Regions from separate parts of the Homo sapiens genome. Here region 1 is linked to region 2. A link is a loop called in an ENCODE intact Hi-C map of the cell type or tissue named here. Cell type or tissue: heart left ventricle. All regions are shown on one strand. Each heading gives the region's core, and the rest is flanking DNA. Links, peaks and the distances in the headings are about the cores only.

What was found. Hi-C counts contacts between places; a loop is a spot of excess contacts. Peaks named below come from ENCODE experiments on the same cell type or tissue, not always from the same donor. Only the 100,000 strongest peaks of a DNase experiment are listed, where the experiment ranks them.
Region 1: a loop joins it to region 2, with 7 times the contacts of the local background. A loop is called at or near these places in 4 of 110 quality-filtered maps.

The regions. Positions count from the first base shown.
Region 1 is chr2:140,160,147-140,168,496 of GRCh38, reverse strand. No RefSeq gene overlaps it. Among named protein-coding and RNA genes, the nearest start is that of LINC01853, 47 kb to the right of the region's middle. In heart left ventricle, for the core only: a CTCF peak has its summit at 3,842 (motif pointing left); no DNase peak of the experiment used is centred there.
Region 2 is chr2:140,860,146-140,868,495 of GRCh38, reverse strand. LRP1B (LDL receptor related protein 1B) reads left to right here. Exons shown (of 91, transcript NM_018557.3): 26 at 233-397; 27 at 662-906. Among named protein-coding and RNA genes, the nearest start is that of MIR7157, 280 kb to the right of the region's middle. In heart left ventricle, for the core only: a CTCF peak has its summit at 4,561 (motif pointing right); no DNase peak of the experiment used is centred there.

The sequences.
Region 1 (8,350 bases), core at 274-8,273, 700 kb after region 2:
GACATGTTTTCATGGAACAAATGTATTACAGTTTCATAAAATGGTTCATAAGTTCAGCAACCTACAATGCACTGGCTATTTTTTCACATTGGTTTAAAATAACAACCTTATAAAATGTCAATCTGATCATTTTCATTTTCTGATCAAAATTCATAATACTTCAATGTCATTATAGCTTTTAAGATGAAGCTTGAACTATATAAGATATATGGGTTTTTATTATCCAACACCTGTCCACCTCTCTATGCTCAAATCTGGTTGTTTCTCCACAAGTATTCTTTCCCCACCCTTTTGGAACCACACAGAGTGCCACGTCAAGCCTCTGTGACTTTGAACATGCAATTTGTTGGCTCTTTTGCCTCACTCATTCCTAGATTTCCACCCTTTCCAACTCAATTCAAGAGCACCATGCTTTAAGAGATCCTTCCTGGAATCCCCACTGTGAAGAATCAGGCTATTTCTAACCAATTACTGAGCAGGGAAAAATTACAAGGGCTAGAATTTAGGCCAAAGCAAGACTCTTTCAAAGGACAATCTTTGCTCAGGAGCTCTCTATTGGACAAGACACTGATAGCTCCACATTTTGTTCTCAGCCTCCCCCTGTCAGTTTCTGCTTTTTCTGCCTATTACCTTCCACAGGTGTTAGCTTCCAGTAAAGCTCACACCTGCCTAATATTGCCTCACTGTCTGCTTCCCAGAGGACACACCTGACACATCCTCTGAGAAGTCAATGCTTCTCTGTTACACACCACACAAACATCTTTCTTCACACTCATCACATTGTTTCATAGTGGAAAGTGTGTATGCAAGTCTGTGTGTGCCTGTCTGTTTCATTATACCACAATGTTCTTGAGAGCAAAGAGCAATTTTTGATCATTTTTGTATCCACAGAGCTTCTCACTATGAGTGGTATATCGCAAGGGCTCAGCAGCTGTTTGAGTGAGAAAATTACCCATTCACCAACCACTCACATCACGTTTTCTTCTCTATTGCTTTTATAAGCAACTGCCTCATCCCTTTACCAGCTATTATTTTTGTTTATGACAACCATTTATACCCCTTTTCTAGATCCCAGAGTTTTGTTGTGTATTTCCCTATCTCTTTGCAAGATGTTAGATAAAACTCATAGTTTAGTGATTGTGGAAAAACAAAACAATGGTTATTTTTATTAATTTATTCTTTAATGTATAACCTTTAGATCACACGAGTTACCTGGTTTACTGACCTCAGAATTATAGTGGTTTTATAGACAAAGACAAAAAATCATTTCCTGAGAGACCTTGTTTTGAAATATATTGCTGTGTAACAAATTACCTCAAATCTTAGTGACTTAAAACATTAATTTTCTGACAGTTGTTATTGGTCAGGATTCTGGGCATGACTTCCCTGGGTCCATGAATTCAGGTTGCTCAGAGGCTGTATGTACTCAGTGTGTTGGATGGGCTTGTAGTCACCCTAAGGCTCTACTGAGGGAGGCAACACATTCCAGATCCAGCACATAGTTGTTGTCAAGATTCAGTTCCGGGAGAGCTGTTGGGCTGAGGGACCTAGTTCCTCACAGGCTGTTGCCAGAGGCCATCCTCAGTTTATTGCCAAGTGGATCTCCGTAAAAGACCTTTAAGCATGGCAGCTGGCTTCATCTGAGTAAGGATGCAAAAAGAGTCAGGGGAAGCATTAGCAAGATTGAAGTCTTTGTTTGTTTGTTTGTTTGTTTTTTGAGACGGAGTCTCGCTCTGTCGCCCAGGCTGGAGTGCAGTGGCGCGATCTCGGCTCACTGCAAGCTCCGCCTCCCGGGTTCACACCATTCTCCTGCCTCAGCCTCCCGAGTAGCTGGGACTACAGGTGCCAGCCAACACGCCAGGCTAATTTTTTATATTTTTAGTAGAGACAGTGTTTCACCATGTTAGCCAGGATGGTCTCGATCTCCTGACCTCATGATCCACCTGCCTCGGCCTCCCAAAGTGCTGGGATTACAGGCGTGAGCCACCGTGCCCGGCCTGAAGTCTTGGTTTTCAATAACCTAACTGCAGACACGACGTCCCCTCACACCTTATTCTGTTCTTTGGAGGTGATTCATTAGGTCTAGTCTACTCTCAAGGGGAGTGAGTTATGCAATGATGTGAATATCAGGAAGCCGAACTCATTGAGGGGCTATTACAGGCAGTGAATGCTTTGTCAGCACTCTGTGGTTTCTCTCTTCCACTTCCCCACGATCACATCTTAGATCACAAACTTTTATTGAGCACTTAATTTGTGCAGGCACACTTCAAAACTGTAACAAATGTCTTCCTTTTTATTACTCTATCCAGCACACATATTATACTGTAATACTTCTAATAATTTCTTTTCTCAGTGTATATTTATTAAACTCCTACTATGTACCAAAAATTATAGTGGGCATTAGAATGTCCAAAATAAATAAGGTCTCAAAGACAAACTTAATCTCCATCATTTTTAAGTATAATTTTAATTAGCTTCATTTCACAATAGAAGTGACCTTTTAAAATTTAATCTTCTAACAATATTTCTATAGAAAAATAATTAGTCTTTGGTACAATATACACTTCAAGAATTATGCTATCAGGTTATTTATGTGTTTGAGTTTTTAGAACATGGCGGGAAAAATACCCTTGCTTGAAAATGCATTATTGCTCCTAAATTTGTTGTTCCTATTAATGTTTTGTTTATACCATAAAACTAGCTACAATGATTTAGATTCCTGTTTATAATAATGTGTGAATGCAGACATTTATAGTAGGAACATTAAAATGAACTAGACTAGTATATAGTCAGAACAGTTGCAGTACTCTTTCTCTCTCTCTGTTAAATACTACTGATTGATTACATTAGGTTGCATTAAACTTAAAATTGTATTCTCTTTGCAAACTGCTTTTCTTCTTTACACCTAAATACATCATATATTAATTGTAAAACTACTAAACACATAGATAGAGATGGAAAACAACCGCTTTAAAATAGACCAAATGATGTACGTGGTTCCTAGAAGTCTATCTACTGGATTGTGTATCATATTCAAAAAGCACAGCTTGGCCTGACCAGGAAAGTATATGGGACTTGTTCTCAGAATCATTCTGCCTCTGTAACAGTAGAAAAATCAGAGGGTAGAAAGTTGAGAAGATAAGATGTGACAGATTAGTAGCAGGGAGTAATAATGGCAGTTTGGGATTGTAAATATAAATAATCTAATGATTATTTAGTCCAAGGTGAGAAAATTGAAAAGTAAGATTATGTAATATGAGATTTATTGGGGATAGCCATATAGCTGTTGCTTGGCTTTTAAAATTTTTTTGGTGGTTTCTATACCACCAAAATGGAAAACATTTTAACATTAAAAAAAAAAGCAAACAAATAATTACATTGGTCAAAATGTTAGAAATGATTTCATGATTAACTCTGTACAATAAGTCCTTTCTTGTGATGTTTGGTAAAACCATGTGACAGATAACATGTAAAATATTAATGTGTGGCCTGGAAGCACCAACTGGTATGAAATATTTGTTCTGCTTTCCCAGGAGACTTGGGGTTATAATTACCCGGAGGTGGAAAAGAAGACGAGAGTTTACCAGGGTTCAGCAAATTAAAAATGCCAACTTTACAGTCTCCTTGAGATTAGAGGAGAATAAGAAATCCTAGATTTCAGGCGAGAGAGTGGAAACATTTAAAAATTGATTTATTTTGATAGACTTCATTTCTCTCCTTTGCCCTAGAGTAAACAAAACTATTACTTTGTTGGGGGCAGAGGGTGTCTATTTTGTCTGCATAAGGCATTCAGCAATGCCTGAATATATTTTTGATTGTTGCAATTGGAGAGTTGCTACTGGCATCTAGTGGGTAGAGGCCAGAGATGCTGCTCAACATCTGACCCACACAGGACAAACCCCACAACAAAGAATGTCAATGGTGCTAAGATCCAAAATATCAATAGTGCCAAAGTTGAAAAACCCTGAGTGAGGCATTGGTGGACACAGAGAGATGAGGTGGGGAAAGGCAGGTACAGAAGGTGGTGTTTGTGTCTCCTCTCCCAAGGAAATCAGAAGGATGAGAAAGAAGCAAAGGAGTTTCTTGCAAGGTAATGGGAAATATTAGTGAAGAGGAGGCCGGTGTGCTGCTTTTCATTAGAAGAACAAGAAAGGAAGCCCCACAGTTAGGCCCCAGAAAAAAGGATGGTGGTATGAAGACATGAGGAGGTGCTCAGTTACCTGCTCAGCTTTGCACTGATCTGAGGGTGAGGTACACCTGAGGAAAGGTATTTTTCCCACAGGCCTGCAGCAAACTACTGAGTCTGGCTGGATAAGAGAGCCAAGAAACCACGCCAAGAATCAGCAATGTGGGAAAAGGGGGTTCACCTTAGGTAAGTACACATGCACTGCATATAGGGAGCTGGGAGGGGACTAAAGGTGCACCAACATCAGCACCTGGCTGTGGCCAAAATAGAGGTACATCAGCCCATGGGCCAGCCTAGATGAGCTCTGGAGTCTAACAAGATGGAATGCATAATTCCCACCATGTTGTCAGTCCACTATATCCTAATGGAATGAACTGCTATGGTTTGAATGATGGTGCTCCTTCCAAATGTTACATTGAACTTAATCCCCAATGCCATAGTATTAATAAATGTGGCCTTTGGGAGGTGATTAAGCCATGAGGGTTCTGCCTTCATGAATGGGATTAGCATCCTTTTACAAGGAAAACTTATCTTGTCTTTTTGTCCTTTCCACCATGTCAGGATGTAGCATTCATCCCTTCCAGAGGATGCAGCAATAAGGTGTCATCTCGGAAAAAGAGCACAGCCTTCACCAGACATCATTCCTGATGATGCCTTAATCTTGGACTTTCGAGGCTCCAAAATGGTGAGAAATAAATTTATATTGTTTATAAATTACCTAACTTCTGGTATTTTTTTCCAGCACACAAACAAAGAGCCCTCTCCTTCTCACACCACCAGCATACATACTCAATGCTAAACCATACTATTGGGAATTGACATGCAGAGACCAAATTCTATGCATTTCAAAGTAGGATGTGAAGGAGAAAAAAAAGAGGGTCTTTAAAGGAAAAACAATGATGTGGAGATGAACTTTTGGGCATCACTGGAGTATTGCTAACGTAGCTAATGCTCAATGGAATTGAATTTACCTGAAAGCTTTTGTGGTAAGTCATCTGACAGAAGGTTAAAAAATAGTCAAAAACACTCCATTTTTTATATCTCTGTTAAATGGACTGTTGTACCCATGAAACATTATACCTGTTATGACACTTCTGGTGCTTTTTATTTCTTGGCATTGAATAGCAAACTGTGAGAGACAGGACGTGTAATCTGACTAATCATTATTTCCCTTTCACTTTCGTGTATTATTCCTAGAAGTTGTATCCTTTAACAACATGCAGATCAGCTGCCAATGGGCTATGTTTGGCATCACCCTGCCTTTCATCTCATTTATTCTTACTTATGCTTTTTGTGTCAACTTAAACATTTTTTTAATTGGGCACACTGATTTTATTTATTTTGGACGTATATCCAGAAAGGGGATTGCTAGATGATGCGGTAGTTCTATTTTTAACTTCCTGAGGAATCTCCACACTGTTCTACAAAAAGACTGTGCGAATTTCTCACCAATAGTGTACAAAACTGTTAGCTTTTGCCTTTTTGATAAATACCATTATAATGACGTGATAGATCATTGTGGTTTTAATTTGCATTTTCCTGATGATTACTGATGTTGAGCATTTTCTTATGTACTTTGTGGCCTTTTGTATGACTTTTTTTTTCCTCCAACTTTTATTTTTTTTCAGGGATACATGTGCAGGATGTGCAGGTTAGAAGTAGAGCACAACCTGTACATCCTGCATGTGTGCCACAGGGGTTTGCTCTATACATCATCCCATCACCTAGGTGTTAAGCCCAGCATCTATTAGCTACTCTTCCTGGTGCTCTACCTCCTTCCACTCCAACCTTCTGACAGGCTCCAGTGTGTGTTGTTCCCTACATCAATGTGTCCATGTGTTCTTATCATTCAGCTCCTATTTATAAGTGACAACATGTGGGATTTGGTTTTCTGTTCCTGCGTTAGTTTGCTGAGGATAATGGCTTCTAGCTCCATCCATGTCCCTGCAAAGGACATGATCTCACTCTTTTTGTGGCTGAATAGTATTCCATGGTGTATGTGTAGCACATTGTCTTTATCCAGTCTATCATTGATGGGCATTTAGGTTGATTCCATTTCTTTGCTATTGTGAATAGTGCTGCAATGAACATACATGTGCATGTATGTTTATCATAGAGCAACTTATATTCCTTTAGGCATATATGCAGTAATGGGATTACTGGGTTGAATGGTATTTCTGCCTCTAGGTCTTTGAAAAGTCACCACATTATCCTCCATAATGGTCAAACTAATTTACACTCCCACTAACAGTGTAAAAGCATTCCTTTTTCTCCACAACCTCACCAGCATCTATTGTTTTTTGACTTTTTAATAAAAGCCATTCTGACTGATGTGAGATGGTATCTCATTATGGTTTTGATTTGCATTTCTCTAACGATCAATGATGTTAAGCTGTTTTTCATATGATTCTTGGCCACATGTATGTCTTCTTTTGAGAAGTGTCTGTTCATATCCTTTGCTCACTTTTTAAATGGGGTTGTTTCTTTTTTCCTTGTAAATTTAATTTTCTTATTGAAGCTGGATATTAGACCTTTGTCAGATAGATACATTGCAAACATTTTCTCCCAATCTGTAGGTTGTCTGCTTGCTCTATTGATAGTTTATTTTGCTGTGCAGAAGCTCTTTAGTTTAATTAGTTCCCCTTGGTCAGTTTTTGCTTTTGTTGTAATTGCTTTTGGCATCATCGTCATGAAATCTTTGCCTGTGCTTATGTCCTGAATGGTACTGAATTGGAAGTAAAACGCTACTCAGCAAATGCAAAGGAACTGAAATCATAACAGTCTCTCAGACTACAACACTATCAAATTAGAATTCAAGATTAATAAATTCACTCAAAATAATACAACTATATGGAAATTGAACAACCTGCTCCTGAATGACTTTTGGGTAAATTATAAAATTAAGGCAGAAATCAAGTTCTTTGAAAAAAATGCTATCAAAAATACAATGTACCAAAATCTGTGTGATGCAACTAAAGCAGTTGTAGGAGGGAAATTTTTAGCACTAAATGCCCACATCACAATGCTAGAAAGAGCTCAAGTTACCAACCTAACATCACAACTAAAAGAACTAGAGAACCAAGAGTAAACTATCCCCAAGCTATCAGAAGACAAAAAATGACCAAGATCAGAACTGAACTGAAGGAGATTGAGGCACAAAAATATCCTTCAAAAAACCAACAAATCCAGGAGCTGTTTTTTTTTTAAGAAATATAAAATAACTAGCTAGCTAGACTAATAAAAAAGAAAAAATATTCAAAGAAAGACTATCAGAAATGATAAGGGAGATATCACCACTGATCCCACAGAAATGCAAACAACTATCAGACAATCCTATAAACATCTCTGTGCACATAAAATAGAAAATCTAGAAGAAATGGTTAAATTCCTAGACACATACACCCTCCCAAGGCTGAACCCAAAAGAAATTGAATCCCTGAATAGACCAATATCAAGTTCTGAAATTGAGGCAATAATAAATAGTCTACCAAACAAAAAAAGCAAAAGCCCAGAACCAGATGGATTCACAGCTGAAATCTACTAGAGTTACAAAGAAGAGCTGGTACCATTCCTACTGAAACTATTCTTAAAAAATAAAAAGGAGTGATTGCTCCTTAACTCATTCTGTGAGGCCAGCATCATCCTGATACCAAAACCTTGTTGCTGAGATACAACAGAAAAAGAAAACTTTAGGCCAGTATCCTTGATGAATATTGATGCAAAAATACTCAACAAAATACCCTCAAATCAAACCCAGCAGCACATCAAAAAGCTTATCCACCATGATCAAGTAGGCTTTATTCCTGAGATACAAAGTCAGTTCAACATATACAAATCAATTAATGTGATTCACCACATAAACAGAACTAAAGACAAAAACCACATGATTATCTCAATAAATGGAGATAAGGCTTTCAATAAAATTCAGCATCCCTTTGTGTTAAAAAGTCTCAATAAACTAGGTATATTGAAGGAACATACCTCAAAATAATAAGAGCCATCTATGACAAACCCACAGTCAATACCATACTGAATGGGCAAAAGCCTGAAGCATTCCCCTTGAAAACCAGCACAAGACAAGCATGATCTCTCTCACCACTCCTATTCAACATAGTATTGGAAGTCCTGGCCAAGGCAATCAGGCAAAAGAAAGAAATAACGGTA
Region 2 (8,350 bases), core at 307-8,306:
TCTCATAGCAATTTTTTTCAAAATATTTTATGAGTCATAATTATATATTTATGCACTTATTTAGTCTGGCTCCTCCACTGGACCATAAGCCCCACGAGGATAGATAATACATCTGTTTCTCTTGTGACTTATCACCTATCCAGTGCCTAGCATATGGTAGGCACTCAATAAATATCTGTGAAATGAATGACTGAAACAATAGTATTATTTCTTTTTTTTTTTTTTTTTTTAGAATTCTTTTCTGGACAGACTGGGATGCAAATTTTCCTCGCATTGAATCTGCCTCTATGAGTGGTGCTGGGAGAAAAACCATCTATAAAGACATGAAAACTGGGGCTTGGCCTAATGGACTAACTGTGGACCACTTTGAGAAAAGGATAGTGTGGACAGACGCCAGGTTTAAAAAATCATCTCTTTTCTGTATTTTTTTTTTTACTTAGATAATATTTACAACATTGGAAAGTGTCCTAACATGTCAGTATCATGTATACATATATTAAAATTGGAGGTGTATTTTTTTTTTGCTTGCCCCAAATCAGATACAGACCCATAAAAATATTTATAAAATACCTTTTTTGTCATTTAGCTGAGTTACATGATTATGTCTCTGGACTAGTTGAATGAGTTTTGACAAACTACTCATGTATTTATCTTTCTGTAGGTCAGATGCTATTTATTCAGCCCTCTATGATGGAACAAACATGATAGAAATCATCCGAGGTCATGAATACCTTTCCCATCCCTTTGCTGTGTCTCTATATGGGAGTGAAGTCTACTGGACAGACTGGAGGACCAACACATTGTCCAAAGCCAATAAGTGGACAGGGCAGAATGTCAGTGTGATTCAGAAAACCAGTGCACAGCCATTTGACCTTCAGATATACCATCCCAGTCGCCAGCCACAGGGTAAGTGCTTGTTCACTTATGGATTAACCACCCAGAAAGTATTATCATCTTAATCATATAATATTTGAAGTATAAAATAACTTCTATAAGTTAAAAGTTATTGACATTTTACGCATACTCTATGAGGGAAGTGGTTTCAACCTTTATTTTAACTGGTTTAGAATTTTTTTCTCTTTCCCTTTTTATTTTATTTACATATAAATATTTAGGGGCATCTTAATTCCTAAGATGCCCCTGTATATTTATTTTAAACTAAATCCCCTAATTTTTAGATTATTACCATGTAGCATATTGGGAAGAGAGGGGGTGGTACATGAGAAAGGGTGAACCATTTGCCTGAGTTCCTCTATTTTAGGAGAAGTGAGTTCACAGGCCCATATGTGCTACCTCTCCCCATGTATTCCGTATTTCACCTTTTGGTTCAACAGTGAACCCCATCTTGGTTTTGTGATTGTGTTTCCTCCACTCAATGTTTGCCAAGTGTTCCTATCCTAATTCTCACTTTTTGCCCCACTGGGATACCATGAGGTATCCCATTTGGTGTAACGTCAGCTCATCCTTTTATACTTTTTCCTCATTATATGTGATATAACCCTTGGAAATCTCATTTGAATGCAAACAATGACCCCTTTATTAGCATGTTTTCATTTTAGATTCATGATTCTTAGATGACAAGCTCTCTCTTGCATCTTCTCCTTCTCTTTCTTTTTCAGTGTGGAATAAGCAGACCTTCTAACTCATTGGCATGTAGGGCATTTGTTCCACACATCGAGCCTTATTTTTAAAATTTGTATTATAGTATCTTTTAGACTTGACTAAAACCAATTACCTCTCTGGTTGACAATATCACATGGCTCTCCTTTGTCTTTCTTCAGTGTGTTGCGTTCATTCTCCCTTGATACTATTTATTCTACCAAAATCTCATCTGCAAAATTTTCTGTGTCCTTTCTCTGACAATCTGATTGAATCTAGTTATTTTCCCAGATACTCTCAATTTCTCAGTTTCTATTTTCTTACATAATTGATCCTTCTTTGCTACATGGGAGTTTCTATACATATGGTTTCTATATCTACTGCTTACATAGGTGAGCAATAACTTTAATTTTTTTCTTCTACTCTTGACTTCTTTCACCTTATAAGCTAAAAAGCATGAGGACATTATAGAAAAAAGTATATAGATTAGTCATTTTTGCATTTAATAATGATTTAGTAGATATATTGAATTTGATTAAATTTAAATAAGGCAAGAAGTTATTATTCTGACCAGCAATGTGCCACTAGTATAATGAAAAAATACGCTTCTCTAGAATTTCCTTCAACAGAGGAATGCTTAGCTGTAAGCAAACACTGTAGATGACAAGCACTTATAAGATATGAATGGTTTTGATTATTTCAAGTGCAAAATTATTTACACAACTGTATTTTTGTCCCTCAGATTGTTTGGCATTTTGTAGTAATAATAATTTGTATGTTCAGTGCAATCTAAATGAACTGGACCATGAAAAATGGCCTTCATCTATGTATTGCATCATCTATGTATTGCATCATTCCTCCTCACCCAAAATAGGATCAATGTCCTTCTCCTTCATTTACTAACTGCACTGTCTAATTCGCCTGCATTGGCATGACCCTTAGTAAATTCATAGAACAGGAAGAACCACGATACTCTCAAGCTTTCCTGATATTTATGCATATATAGGAAAGAAACGAGACATTCATTGTCATTTTTTGGTGGGGGGAGGCATCCTTGACATCTTTCCTTAACTCAAAATATGATTTATATATGATTTTTCCTCTTTACATAAAATAAGCAAGATTTTACTATGTGGATGTAATTTAACATATTTTCCCAGGATTCAGGGCAAATATTCTAGTCTTTAAATACATTTAGAGAATATCACCTATGAAAAGAACTTGCTATTTCCTAAATGAAATTCAGTCAGTTTGCAATTTTGAGAGTGATCAGAGAACATTCTACCTTTCCCCATTATAAGGATCACTGAGCATATAATAATCATTATCTGTCCTGTTTATCTGCTTCAGTGAAGTAACACTTCCACTGCTAGGGAAAAAAGATGCAGGAACATATCGACTATTTTATTACCGAGGATAGAATTAAAATGAAAATGGTGACAAAGGCTCAGCATTAACACAAATACAATAATAATAGCCCGTATTCTGGTGAATAATAACATGATGTTCATGAAACAAATAATAAATTTAAAAAATACATGACATTCAGTACTATAAAATTGAAATATATCTTTCACAAATTAAAGAAATAAAGGTTACAAATACTATTTGCCATTATCTAATCCTCCAAGTAGGAAATTAATAAAAGTTTCAGCACCAGTTTTCTTACAAGTAAGCATTCATTATGCACACAAAGTTCCAAATTGGTTATTGGATATTTAAGCAGAATATTTTAGAAATATATTTTAGATCTCTTTGGTTTTTAATGTTGTTGTTATATGGGATTAGGAAGAAACAAACCACAGCTTAAACATATGCAATATGAAGGAGCAGTAGTGGGTATTTTAAATATTAATTAGAAAAATTTACAGCATGAGGGAGCCAAGCTTAGAATTAATGGCATGGCCTGGGTTCAAATCCTAAACATATGATTTATTAATTGCGTGATGTACCCTTCATCATTAGCATAGTTTTATTTCAGATTCATGAGTCTCAGCTATTAATGTGTTATTGGACATTATTGGCAAGTTATTTAACTTCTCTGTATCTGCTTTTTCAAACTGGAGATAATGTATCTAAATCATAGGATCTTGTAAACGTTGAGTTTAATCACCATTTAACACAATGTAGGTTTTTCTTTAAGTTAAAAATATATAATTCACGAAGCCATCTAATCTAACTATATTTTTATCAGTAAAATACAACTATTAATTAAGTTTCAGGTATATTAAAAAATAATAGCAACAATAACACTCATTTACAATAAACACTTTTTGGGTCATGTGTTAGTTTTTCTTTGGATAATGAGATCTGGGATTATATAATGAAGCATTAAATAAAAATGGTTTTGTGATTATGACTTTGTAATATAAATGTGCACTTATATCATTTTTATTAGTACTTTACAGTTGTTAGTCTCAATGTGTGCAAAGACTTGCAGGAACAATTCTCCATCTAAGACTCCTTCTCACACATACCAATTATAAATTCTTATACTAGCTCAAATTTTACCTCCTCTACATTCATAGTTAACACCATAAGGACTCAGCATTTAAAGCTTGTATGGTTATTTATTTATTTATTCATTAATCATTTCCTAACTCTGTCTTACCTACTCGCCTAGATTATAAAATATTTAAGGAACAGTGTTTCATTTATTTCTTTGTGTCAACTATAGAGTCTAGCTAAGTCCTTGATAACAATATCGATAATTATAATAGCAGCTAACTTGATTATCATTGCATTTCCGTGAGAAAAATTGTTAGCCATCCAGTTTCACAGATGAGGAACCTAAGACAGAGAAATACTAAGTAAATTGCTCAAGGTCTAACAGCCAGGGGATAATCGTTCTGTTATCTGAACAGAAGTCTGAAGCCAAGCTTTTGTTTTACTCACTGCATTCTGCAAGCAGAAGACATTAAATGCACATATATTCCTCTTGGAATTGTTGCATCATATCACCAGATGGCAGTAGAGAGTCATGTTTTCTTGACATTCTCCTTGGACAAACTTCCTTACCTTCCTGGAGTTTATAGTCTAAGAGGAGGAACAGACTAAATTAACAATTAGGATAGATACAATCATTGTTATGATAGATGGATTTTGAATGTAAGAGTATAGTAAATGAAATTTAAAAGTAGCAGGGTGTGGTACTAAAAACGAAACAAACCTTGGGATTAGCTAAGTTTAATTCTTCCCTCATGTCAGTCACTAGCCATGTTACCTGAGGCAAATTACTAACTTGGAGGGGTTGCATTTTCACATTTGCAGATCGAAGCAGCAAGTGAGGAAAGAATAAATCAGAGACAAGATTGGGCAGGGGTCAGATCATGCTCACACTCAAATAATATCCCCACAAAGAAATACACAGTTTTTTCCTCTGGGATAAATGGTTCCAATGATGTTAAACATAAGTGTGCATTAAAATTAATGGAGGGCTTATTAAAACACATATTGGGGGGCGTTACCCAGAGATTCTGATTCAGTAGGTCTTAGGTGGGGTTTGACATTTTGCATCTTTAACAAATTCCCAGGGGATATGATGCTGCCTTCAGAACCATTCCTCTAAGAAAAGGAGAGAAACAATTTTTTAAAAAATGGTCAAAGGAGTAAAAAGAACAGATTTGCATGATAGAAATTTGTAAAGGATTGATTGGAGAGACAGGATTGAAGTGTATATGTGTGTGTATGTATGTATAGAATATATATGTGTGTGTGTGTAACACATATATATATATACACACACACAGACACACAGAGATAGAGAGATTGATTTTAGAAAGTAACTCATATGCTTATGGAGGCCAAGAAGTTCCACAACCTACTGTAGGCAAACAGGAGAACCAGGAAAACCAGTGGTGTAACTCAATCCAAATCTGAAGGCCTAAAAACCAGGAAGGGTAGGTGGATAATGGCATAAGTCCAGGTCCAGGAGTTCACAGGCCCAGGAACCAGGAGTGCCAATTATGGAGTGTAGGATAAGATATATGTCGTAGCTCAAACAGGAAACAAACTTGCCTTTCCTCTACCTTTTTATTCTATTTCGGCCTTCAACAGATTGGATGATGCTTCCCTGTAATGGCAAGGGCAGGAAACTTCTAACCCAGTATACTAATTCATATACTCATCTCTTCCAGAAACACACCCAGAAATAACATTTTACCAGCTATCTAGACATTCTCTAGACTAGTCAAATTTACATATAAAGATAACCATTACAGGAAGCTACTTCAGTAGATCAGGAGGTGGCTGATGCCAAAATCTGGGAGATGCTTGTAGGTGAAATGGTCTCTGATGAGATATACTTAGAGTTGAAATCATTAAAAAGTGGTGATAGAGATTTGAGTGGGAAACCTGGGGAAAGGAGGAAGAATATGGGATGGCTTTAAGAGAGAGGGTCAGCAAATGTATTCTGTGAAAGGCCAAATAATAATAATGAATATTTGAGGACTTGTGGGCCATGTGTTCTCTGTTGCAGTTACTCTGCTGCAGTTGTAATGTGAAAGCAGTCATATGGGAAATGAATAAGTGTGGCTGTGTGCCAATAAAACTTAATTTCTGGACACTGAAATTTGAATTTCATACAAGTTTTATGTGCCATGAAATAGTATTCTTCATTTGGTTTTTTTTTCCAACCGTACAAACAAGTTGCTCACCGGCCAGTATTAGCCTTTAGGCCATCATTTGCAGACACTTCACTTAAAGGATTATCTGAAAAATTAAACTTTGAAATGTGCTGAATTTGAGATACTTCTGGGATACAGTTGAATATTTAAGGCTAAAAAGGAAGGAAGCTTTGGTCTAAAACTAGAACTTTCATAGTTATTCAATTGTAGATTGAAGGCAAAATGTAGATAAGATTTCTTAAGAGTATTACAGAAAATGAAAAAGGGCAATGATAGAGCCTTGGAAACTGCAACACTAAAAAGGAAGGCAAAGAAGAATGCTCAGAAAAAGGGCACCAACAGATTTCAGGACAAAAAGAGAAAGCGTGTGCATGCGCACACACACACACAAAAGGAACAGTTTCAAGCTAACACTAGCCAACAGTATTTGCTTTTGTAGAAAAGCCAATAAAAATAAAGACATAAATGCATTCATTGGATTTGGCAACCTGGAAAAAGGTCAGTGATAATTTTAGTGAGAGCAATTTCAGTGGGTTTGTTTGCATATGTCCTCGTGATCCTAAATAGGTCTGACATTAGCTATTAGTATAACTTTCAACTCTTTTTACTACAAAATATAATTTACTAAATAGAACTAGATTGTTCAGTCAAACAGTAAATTCCAAAAAAAATACCTTCATAGCAATCAGCTTAGTCTAGAGCCAGATTGCTTGGGTTCAAATTCCAAATTTGTCAAATCCTGACTTCTTGTGCATTAGTATTAGTTTGTTTCTCTACATTAGTATTTGTTTGTTTGCTTGTTTGTAAATCTGTAAAATGGAATTGTTATAAAGATTAAATACATCAGTCTTTCTCTTTGTTTTTTGAGATGGAATCTCACTCTGTCTCTCAGGCTGGAGTGCAGTGGCACGATCTTGGCTCACTGCAACCTCCGCCTCCCAGGTTCAAGCGATTCTCCAGCCTCTGCCTCCCAAGTAGCTTGGATTACAGTCACGTGCCACCTTGTCCAGCTAATTTTTGTAATTTTAGTAGAGATGAGGTTTCCCCATGTTGGCTAGGCTGATATTGATCTCCTGACCTCAGGTGATCTGCCCTCCTCGGCTTCCCAAAGTTCTGGGATTACAGGCGTGAGCCACTGCGCCCGGCCACATTAGTCTCTTTTAGGCAGTTAGAAGATACCTGGCAAGTACTAAGCACTTTAAAAGTGTTTGTTAAATAACTTAAATAGATAAATTAGATAAATTAGATAGATAGATAGATAGATAGATAGATAGATAGATAGATAGATAGATAGATGCACAATTCTCTTACTTCGTTTTACACATTGCCGCCAAACTCTCCTCCCCCACCCTGTAAGGGAGTTGTCTGTAACCATGGAGAAAGTGAAATCTAACTCTTCTTTTGTATGCTTCTTCTCTACCACCCATCTACCATGTCATTTTTCTCTGTGTCCTCACTCAGCCCAAAGGTGTTTTCTTCATCACCACTCCAGGTGCAGGGTTAAATTTTCTCATAAACCCAGCAAGAATCTACCACCCTGGGTTTTTCTGTTTTCTTTTGTGTTTCTTTCCTTAGCTGCTCTAATTGGAATTAAAAAAAAAAAATCTTTCAAGAATGTGATTGTTATTTTAATTACAGAGTGCTGCAAACCCTTTATCTGTTAGATTTTCACCAATTATGTTTTTCTCTTTTTGTAGAAACTTATTTTTCATGTAAACAGAACTTGGTTTAAAGGGGTCTTAAATGTTTGTTGATAAAAATAGTACTATTTTTGCAGGAACATTTTAGTTTACTTTCAAAGTCAGGCTACTGACTCAACTGCTCCTTTTAAATTTTATTTTGAAAACATAGCAACTAGTAAATATACAAACTGTTTTAGATAATAATATGACTTCCTTTTAAAAAAGAATCAAAACCCAGAAAAAGAGAGAATGAGTAAGACATTGAGAGGTTTCTCCACAGTTACAACAATAATTAGATCAAATGTAATCATACCAGTTATACTCTAACTCAGTCTCCATTTCACATCCCTGTTTTATAAGACATCCATCAATTGGCCCATGAATGAACGAGTGAATAAATCAGAATGAATTGCTTCACATAGAGAGGTTGTGTACTGTAGTAGT